2 separate regions of the Homo sapiens genome follow, and region 2 is linked to region 1. Evidence: chromatin loops called from intact Hi-C (ENCODE). Cell type or tissue: GM12878. All regions are shown on one strand.

What was found. Hi-C counts contacts between places; a loop is a spot of excess contacts. Peaks named below come from ENCODE experiments on the same cell type or tissue, not always from the same donor. Only the 100,000 strongest peaks of a DNase experiment are listed, where the experiment ranks them.
Region 2: it touches region 1 in a loop (4-fold over the local background); 3 of 110 quality-filtered maps call a loop at or near these places.

What each region holds. Positions count from the first base shown.
Region 1 is chrX:102,861,884-102,866,883 of GRCh38, reverse strand. It overlaps ARMCX5-GPRASP2 (ARMCX5-GPRASP2 readthrough), which reads right to left. Exons shown (of 19, transcript NR_146584.3): 13 at 1,732-1,842. LINC00630 (long intergenic non-protein coding RNA 630) reads right to left here. Exons shown (of 12, transcript NR_146589.1): 4 at 1,732-1,842. Among named protein-coding and RNA genes, the nearest start is that of RAB40AL, 73 kb to the left of the region's middle. In GM12878, a CTCF peak has its summit at 2,960 (motif pointing right); a DNase peak (open chromatin) is centred at 2,943.
Region 2 is chrX:102,151,863-102,156,862 of GRCh38, reverse strand. BEX5 (brain expressed X-linked 5) reads left to right here and starts at 886. Exons shown (of 3, transcript NM_001012978.3): 1 at 886-1,004; 2 at 2,053-2,119; 3 at 2,561-3,151. The coding sequence starts at 2,598. The coding sequence ends at 2,933. RefSeq lists an enhancer at 930-1,069. In GM12878, a CTCF peak has its summit at 2,457 (motif pointing left); no DNase peak of the experiment used is centred here; H3K4me3 peaks cover 860 bases.

The sequences.
Region 1 (5,000 bases):
ATCTGCAGGTTTATTTGATTAGTGCCTTCCTTGCCAACCAAAGAGTAAATTAGAATAAATCAGGGGCTATATTTATTTTTACTAGGGCTGCCATATTTATCACAGACAAACAAGTAAACAAATAAAATAAAAAGTTACAGGACACTCAGCTAAATTTGAATTTCAGATAAACATGGAATAATTTTTAGTATAAGAATGTTGTTTATCTAAAATTCAAATTTAACTAGGAATCCTGTATTTTATCCTGCAACATTTTTAGTCACAGTTTACCTTCAGGGCTTATCATAGTATTAAGAACATTGTAAGAGTTCAATTAAAATGTCTTGAATGGATGAATGCCAGATTGCAGGGAGGAAAGTATCATAACATCTTAGACAGTTGCAAATACATAAGATTGCATACTTGTATACTTATAATCCATTTCCAAAAACACTTCCTTAAAGTAAATTTTCAAAAGCCAGGAACAACCCATAGAGCTCATAGATAAAACTTTTGCAGAGTAGTAGTCAGTAAAAATGTCATACCACAATTCCACCATCAACATATTTTCGATTCTCCTGATATCTATACAGAAAAGGTAACAAAAAATCATATACACATCACATAATTAACTAAAAACCAAATTTGAACCAAAAAGACTCTCTTCATTTTTTACAGTGTTGATTGAAATACAGTAGGCAAAACTTACAAAATATGTAGTTGTAAGTAGAAACATTCACTAGAGATCAAAGGGTGTAGAAATAGCCAGGAAAACTGGCAAATAACCCTCATAAGGTTTTGAGTGTACCTCAGATATTGTTCTTTGTCATCATTGCTATAATTGTTTGACCTAATTGCTGTCTATAAATTAAAAAGCAGATTATTGTCTTCTCAGACCGTTTTCATGTTTCTCTTTTCTTTCATTAATTTCAACAAATACTGAATGTCTATTGTGTGTAAGACAATGTCTAAAACAAAATAAAAATCCGTGTACATATGAAAAAAAAATATGGTACTGACCTGGTCTTCTGTTGTACCACAGTAATGACCAAACGTTTTCATACAAAAGAATTGATGCATATGTTTTACATAAAAATGAATGCATATAGGGCCGGGTGTGGTGGCTGACGCCTGTAATCCCAGCACTGTAGAAGGCCGAGGCAGGCGGATTACGAGCTCAAGAGATGGAGACCATCCTGGCCAACATGGTGAAACCTCGACTATACTAAAAATACAAAAAATTAGCTGGGCGTGGTGGTGCGTGCCTACAGTCCTAGCTACTCAGGAGGCTGAGGCAGGAGAATCGCTTGAACCCAGGAGGCGGAGGTTGCAGTGAGCTGAGATCACACCATTGCATTCCAGCCTGGCAACAGGCGATACTCCGTCTCAAAAAAAAAAAAAAAAAAAGAATGCGTATAAAGAGTGCCTGTGTCCTAGCCCTTCTGCCTCTGTCCTGTAAGTCCAAGCAATGATCATTCCTCTTCCCCCTTTCCCTCATCGCTACATCAGGATGTGCTTGTGTACAAAATTTGATTGCATCTGATCACTTCCACGTCTTCCAATTGTGGCAATGGCATGACAGCAGGTCCATGACGGAGTCCAGGACCCACCCTATGTGATAGGATGTCAGCATTAACTAATTTCTTCAGTCCTCTGTGGCCGACCTCACATGCCTCCCCTTGGGGAGTTTAAATGGCACAACTCTATGTGTGCCACTATGTCAATACATATCAAAGGGTACACACCACTTACATAAACAATTTCCCTTGTAGAAATTCATCTTCAGAATGTAGTGAAGAATGTTGATAAGCATCTGGTTATAAGGACTGCCATCCTGATAATTCTCTTTTGTCACTTCTGAGCCTGAATTTGGGAAGAGAAACCAAATGAGACACAAACCCACAAAAGGGCAGAGGGAAATGTGGTTGTCAGCATACACACACACACACACACACACACACACTCACTCACACAAACTGAGACATTTATCATGTTGTGTTATATTTCTCCTAAGACAGCTTGCTGGACTCAAGGAAGACACATTCAACTCACTAGCGCAAATAGCCACAGGAATTGTGCCTGTAACTGTGCCCTTCAGCAGTGCACAGACTCTGAAAAGATGCCATCCACACAGTGTAGATAATAGGAAATATCAGGACAGTCTGAATAACAAGAAGTTGTGAAAATTGATTATGTTACATCCATAGGATGGAATTCCAGAAGGCAACAAAAACGAGTTATAATGAAAGTAATGATGAGAGATGACTTCTTGTGTACCAAATTAATGATTCTCATTATTTCTAATGTGTGGAGAACTAGGTACTTTCATACTGTGATATAGGCAATATAAATTAGTAATAGTATTTTGAATTGATTATTAATATAAAATGTTATAGTTCAAAGGGTTTTAAAATGAAACTTTTAGGAACTTACTATAAATAAATGCTTACAAACATATTTGCATATACACGAGCATGGCGTTAAGTACATTATTTTCGGTCATAGAAATGGTAAGGGAACTAAATTTTCATTGCTATAATACTAGTGAAATAAATTTGAGGGTATCCACACAATGAAATACATAGTCCAAAAAAAAAAAGTGAGATTTTGTGTTTAAGTATTTTAAGATGTTATCACAGACGTATATTTCCATGAAAAGATGGTTATAATAAGGGCAAACTTGGGTTACAAAGATAATAAAAGATCTGCATCCATTTTAGCTTACCCAGGTCTCCAGCTATTTATCCATATGTCTCAAAGCATTTAAAATATATATTTATTATTCTGACATAGTTTTCTCTTCCACATAGTAAAAGGCTCCATTTTTTTAATGGAGGCTGTCAGTATTCCTACACACTGGGAATGCCCAATTTTCCACTCAGACTTCTAGAAAACTCTGTAGGGCGGGGCTTGGGCCACAACTCCTCCCTCCCACTTTCCTACTGTGATGTTCAAGCTGCATGCAGTTCAGGCTTCAGTCACGAGGGGGCACCACCGTACCACCATTGTCAAACTTCTCCACAGACGTGTTTGCATGGAGCAAAAAAAAAATACCTCACTTAAAACCCAGGGTATGAATTTACATATAGAATGACTCTAATTCTGTCAGAATAAAATTGATAAGTGTAAAAGAAGACAGTAAAATCCTCTACTCTGGGGCATCCATAAGATGAAACATGAGATACCTCTGGTGCACACTGGCAGCCCGTGGCAGGCAGAATTATTGTAATTTGGTATATTTTTGAAAGTTTAGTGACTATGTATATTGCATTTTATGTGAATTATCTGTTCATATCTTTTGATGATTTCTCTACTCATTATTAAGACTTCTTCCATATCAAGGATATTATGTATTAACCATTCGAAATACTAAATATAGATAGCAAATAAACATATGAACTAGTGAAAGACTATACAATTTCTGTGTTTAAAAGCAATACAACAGAATTGAACACAAATGAGCAAAGACATCAATCATATCAATAACAATAAATTGGCTTAACTCATCTATTAAAAGTATTTCAGATTGCCTATTGAAGAAAAATCCAAAGCTGTGCTTTTCCAAGTGATACACGTAAAACAAACGTATTCATATAGGTTAAAAATGTAAGGATAAATATATACTAGGCAGTTGACAATATAAAGAAAGTAAGGGTTACAATCTTGATAATTAAAAGAAAAAAACTGAGACCAAAATGGATTTAAAGAGACAAAAAAACACAGTTGATAAAGTCAAAGGCTACAATTCACAAGGAAGATGGGAGCTACTCATATATGCAGTCATGTGGTAAAAATATTGATAGAGCAAAAACTACAGTAGTGCAAAGAGAAGTAGGAAGAAGCACACCATTTAATAATAGAAATTCTACCACATTTCCTATAATCCAAAAACGTTCAGGTGGAGAAAAATTTAACAACTGTAGAGAAGACTTAAGCAACATAATTCCAAGGGTAGATCTTACAGATACACTTATTCTAAATTGTGAAGCCTAATATTAGGCAACACACCTACTTTTCATATAAACATGGATCATTCATGAAAATTGACTCTATCTGAGGCTATTAAACAAAACTTGCACCCAAATGGAAATAGATTAAAGTTGCAGAATTTGGTGCATATAATCATAATGAAAACAGAGGATGTACGAATTTAGCTAGAGTTGCTATCAGAGGCTATTTTAAAGCATTAAATACCTATATCAATAAAAATGAAAATGAGTTAAACATTCAATTCAGAAAGCCTGATAAAGAACCACAATGTAAACTAAAAGAATGCAGACAAAAAGAATACTTAATGGTAAAATTAGAAGTGAATATGTAAAGAAATAACATCTCAGCACAGTTGGGATGAGAAGGAAGCAAACATTGGTGCTGTGAATAATGTGTCAAAAACTGTGCTGGGATCTGGAGGAGGGTTTCCTCTTGAACTCCTCACAATGCTCTCTTGAGTATAAGAATCAAGTTTGTGTGTGTGTGTGTACATATAGACATATAATGTTAAATTAGCTAGTTGGAGGACAAGAACACCTATAGTATTAATGTGTGTGTGTGGTTGTATGAAGACAAATATGCAAAAGAATACTATATTTTGTCTAGGGACGCTCTCATATGTAGTAAAGTAATAAAAAAAAAAGTGGAATAAATACCGCATTCTGGATATTGATTATTTCTAGGAGTGAAGAAAGGGTCATGGAGGAGTAAAGTTTTTCTTAACTTGGATTAATTTTATAGTTCTCTATACTTTTTATCTGAAATATTTCATAAGTAGCAGGGGTTTTAAGGGATATAGTGTTTTTTTCATAAGTATAATCCATACTCAGCAAAGGCTTAATATTGGGCCAAGTAGTGAAGTTAAAAATACCAGTCCCATCATAAACTGGGCGCAGTGGCTCACGCCTGTAATCCCAGCACTTAGGGAGGCCAAGGCAGGTGGATCACTTGAAGCCAGGAGTTCGAGACCACCAGCCTGGCCAATACAGCAAAACCCGTCTGTACTAAAAATACAAAAAAAAAAAAAAAAT
Region 2 (5,000 bases), 710 kb after region 1:
CAATTCTCCTGCCTCAGCCTCCCGAGTAGCTGGGATTACAGGCGCCTGCCACCACGCCCAGCTACTTTTTGTATTTTTAGTAGAGACGGGGTTTCACCATCTTGGCCAGGCTGGTCTTGAACTACTGACCCCGTGATCCACCCACCTCGGCCTCCCAAAGTGCTAGGATCACAGGCACGAGCCACCGCTCCCGGCCTTATTTCAAAGTCCTTAAAGGAGGCAGGGGAATGCTTTCTGGAAGGTTTATATTTATAATATGATTCAGCAGGAGAAACAGATTGCCATGTTTTTACAACTCGAATCCTGTTTTTTCAACTGAAAATAATTGTATTGTCTAGTTATAAAAACAACAACAAAATGAATGCATGCTGATGAAAAATAAAAGGAACCCCCTTCCCAAATAAACAAACAAAAAGGAAAGTAGTTGAAGTGAAAAAAAAATTTGAATACCACTTCCTGCCTATTTTCCAGACTTCCTAGCCTCTCGCTCCCCACCCCTTCTCCGGGTTCCAATCTGGGACCAAGCCCTACAAGACTGTTAGGGCTTTACTTGCTGGACGTGAAGGGGAGAGAAGTGTGCGTTTAGGTGTATAGAAGAGGAAGAAGCGATTTTTTAAAAGCTCCAGCAGAAACCAGAGCAAGCCAAATACAAAATATTATGACCCGTTTGGTCGTGGGGATCGCTAAATAAAAAAATAGAGGGGTGGATAGTAGCCTGTGGTAGTGGTGGAGAAAGCACGAATGAAGAGAAAGGTGGCCCCGCCCACAGTCCCGCCCCCACCCTCCTGCCGCACTGCGGGTGTGAATGGTAATTGGAAATCTGAGCTCACAGTGACGTGACCCTTAGGAGACCCAGAGCCAATGCGTGGATTAGTCCCTCCTCCTAGTTGCAGTCTGGTAGTTGTCGCTGGCCGTGTGACGGCTCGCTGTTGCCCTGAAGGCAGGCGAGCCAGCTGCCCAGGAAAGGTGGAAAGTGGTAGAAGCTGACCCCTGAGCCCTGGCAGGTAGGTGGCGCTGACCGGTGTGTGAGCAGCAGAGGGCAAAGACCAGAGCGGGTCTAGGACTGGATACACACCCTTTCCAGATACACACCCGTTTAGTGCGAGAAATGGAGCGGTTGGGGAGAGGATCTCCCGAGGGGGCTGGATTGAGAATGGGTACCATTTGAGATCTCCTAGGAGGCCGGCCATCGGGCAATGTCTGATGGAGTCCAGCCGGTGGAGGAGACTGAAAGGAAACAGCCTGCTTCCTGCAGGTCCGCGGGAGGGAGGTACAGCCGGCAACCAAGGGTTGGGGAGGGCGGACCCTGCCAAGGTTTTAGGCCTGCCTTCTAGGTATCTTTTCTTCACCCTCTACCCATTTAGAGCTGGAAATGATAGGCTGCGGGGGCCGAGGAGAGGAATTGCTGCAGAGGAGGGGGACAGAGATTAGGTCTGGAAAGCAGGTCCCTATTGCGGCAGTTGAGCGGGCGAGCTTCTGACTGAGGGACAGAGGCGAGGAGCGAGAAACTGTTTTTGGTCTCAGCAGGTCGGTCGGTGTAAGCGTGGGCGCTACCTGTAGATCCTGGAGTGAGAATGACAAAGCGCAGAGACCGCAGCAGGTCCTAGTTTTCAATGCCCACATACCTCTTCACTCATCGTCCATCTTGATGCATAAAATGGTGGGCATGGGAGTGGGGATCGGGTGGAGAGAGGGCCTGATGGATATCTAGATTGAAATTCTTTGTGAATAAACTACGTATTCATTCAGCAAGCTCTTCTAACTCCCCCGCCAGGCAAGTTGCCTGCGTTGCAGAAAGGGTAACTAGATGACAGGTAAGAGGAAACAGTAGAGATGGGCGCCTAAAGAAGAGGTTAAAACGTTTTGGAAATAATCATCTTTGATGCCTATTTCTGGAAGGTGGGATAGCCTGTCACAGGGTGGGAAAAGAAGCCGTGAGACAGGATGGAGGAGAAACAGAAGGTGCTAATACTAGGAGAACCCTAAATCAACTCCCATTACCGGTCCTTTGATTAAAAGATCAGTCCTGGTAATTGTCACATTTGTCTGCAGGTCTTTAAGTGCGTTTGTGCAGCCGATTTCAAGGCTAAGAGAGAAAGACTGCCTCTGATCCCTGAAGGTAGGAGGTTGCCTGGGGCCCTCTGGTGTAGGGGTATCAAGGATCAGAGCAGAATCTGGGTGACTCACAGCCCTTCCTGCCCGAGTTGAGTGCAGGAGAAACTTAGGAGAGTCTTCATAAAATGACAGCCTGTATCTGATGAGGGAAGAAGGGAGTAGAGGGGCGAGATCTGGGGCGCTCCTGGAGAGCTTATTAGGATCCCAGGGAGGTGAAGTCTGGTCTCTCTATGATCGTCCCCCTCCGCTAAGTCGTCTTGCATTTTGGCGGTAGGAGTGGCCTGGGGAAGGGATTTTCAGGGAAAATGATGGGCTTTGGGGCAGCGCTGGGTCTGGGGCGCCCCCTACAGGGTTCATAAAGTTTCTCAGGTGGGAAAACCTTTGCCAAACAGAGCTCTGAATCCTATCAAGCATTCATTCCCTCTTCTTGCTTTTTATCTTCTAGGAAGAAAAAAAAAAAAAAAACAGGAAAAAAACTCAACATGGAAAATGTCCCCAAGGAAAACAAAGTTGTGGAGAAGGCCCCAGTGCAGAATGAAGCCCCCGCTTTAGGAGGTGGTGAATACCAGGAGCCTGGAGGAAATGTTAAAGGGGTTTGGGCTCCACCTGCCCCGGGTTTTGGAGAGGATGTGCCCAATAGGCTTGTCGATAACATTGATATGATAGATGGAGATGGAGATGATATGGAACGGTTCATGGAGGAGATGAGAGAGCTAAGGAGGAAAATTAGGGAACTTCAGTTGAGGTACAGTCTGCGCATTCTTATAGGGGACCCTCCTCACCATGATCATCATGATGAGTTTTGCCTTATGCCTTGAATCTTGAGGTTAATAATCATAAAATCCCTGCTTTCTAAATTCGCATTTTTCCTGGTGTACCTTTAATGTGAACCTTTTGGCATTCTTCTGCAATTTTCTGATTGGAGATTGCATTTTGACCTAGTCTGTAAGTTTTTCTGTCAGAAGAGGACTTTCATCAACTTTCATGGAAAGATGTTTATTGCATACTGTAAAGTTAATAAAGCAATTTAAAAGCAGTCTACAGATAGACTATTTCATTTAGATGTGTACGTATGCACACTATATATAATATATATGAAATATATATATATATATATATATATATATATATATATATATATGAATGAATGAAAACCAGAATGTGCTTTTTCTATGTTGTATAGTTACTGGTACTTTTAAATTTCTTTATTTTTTTCTTGGTTATCCACTTTTTCTCACTTTTCCAAAATGAATACATGTGTTTCCTATGTTTCAGGGAAAAAAAAAGTAAGAAGCAAGGAACTTGCCAATCAACTTATATAGGAAATGGGGGCAATTAATAAACACTTGAAACACAGTTTAAAGACATATAAATCTTATATTACCTATGGATCTCTCATTTAGAAACATGTACCTGATAATTACAGGTACGTTACATTATAAATGCCTTAGACGGCTGCTGTGGGAATCAAATGAGGTGATGACTGAGCTCTGTGTCTTGCTCTATTTATACATGCAAGGCTCCAGCCCTCTAAGTGCCCTTCATATTTAGGGAAGATTCCAAGGAGAGTGCCTATCAGCAAGTCCAGTTGATTTCCAGGTGAGTACGGGTTCAAAATCCATTATCCGAAATGCTTGGGACTAGCATTTCAGATTTCAGATTTCTGGGGTTTTTTTTCTGTTTTTGAAGCATTTGCATGTACATAAAGAGCTGTCTTGAGGATGAAACCCAACTCTAAACATGAAATTTATTTAATTTTATATACACCTCAAACACATAGCCTGAAGGTAATTTTATACAATATTTTTAATAATTTTGTGTGTGAAACAAAGTTTGCGTATATGAAGTCAGGTGTGGAATTTTCCATTTGTAGCATCATGTCATGTTCAAAAAGCCTTGGATTTTGGAGCACTTCGATTTTGGATTTTTGGATTAGGGATGCTCAACTGTAAATGCTTTTCTATTCATCTGCTACTCTGGCTTTCTTTCCTGCATAATACCATAACTATTAGGCACATCTTCCTCTTCTCTTGCGTTTTGCTCCCTCCACTGGCTTCTACCACTGCAGATGTACTGGACTTCTAAAGATGACAAAGACCCACCGATTTCTCTGGAACCTTCAGTAATCCGAATCCCCATTTTGCCTTTTCAAAAATGTATAGAGTGTCCCTCCCTGCTTTAGAGTTATAATTAAACCAGGCAGATACTTCACCAACACTGCTTATAAATGCAAGCAGCCCTTTATGGTTTTCTCCCACTTCCTTCCTCATCCCCTTCTCCCAGACAAATTTGAGTGACACTCATGATAGTGTGCTCAGAATTGGACTATCTCTTCCATCCTCTGATGAATATAGCTTAGTCTCCTTGACTATCAATTTTCTGTGCAGACATTGCTACAGGTTTCATTCTGCACATACACAGGAGTTGTAGGGATAATTTTATGTTCCCAAGACTGTTCTGGTTCACACCACCCTGACCTCAGGAGTCCCCAGTAGTCTACACTAACTTACACGGATCCAGATACGTTTCCCTCTTCCTTTGCTTTGAGATTTCTGTGCCAAATAAACCCGTAATTACAGATTGATGGGAAATAATGGCAGGAACTGGGGATCTGGTAGGTGAATCCCAATTTTAAAACATTGTTCACAGTCATCACTGTTCCCCACTAAACTGTGTCCTTCTCACAGTAAATATTTTGTCTCATTTATACTGGTACCCTTAGTGTTTAGTACAGGGCCTGATAAGTTGTAGGGCACAACAGTTAATTATAGCTGAGTTGAATCCTGCAATCTGGACCCAGGGTTGCTTCTGATTATTTATGGGCAAGTGCTTCTTTTCCCTACACACTGTAGCTTGCAATTAAAAAGGAACACAGCAGAAGAAGC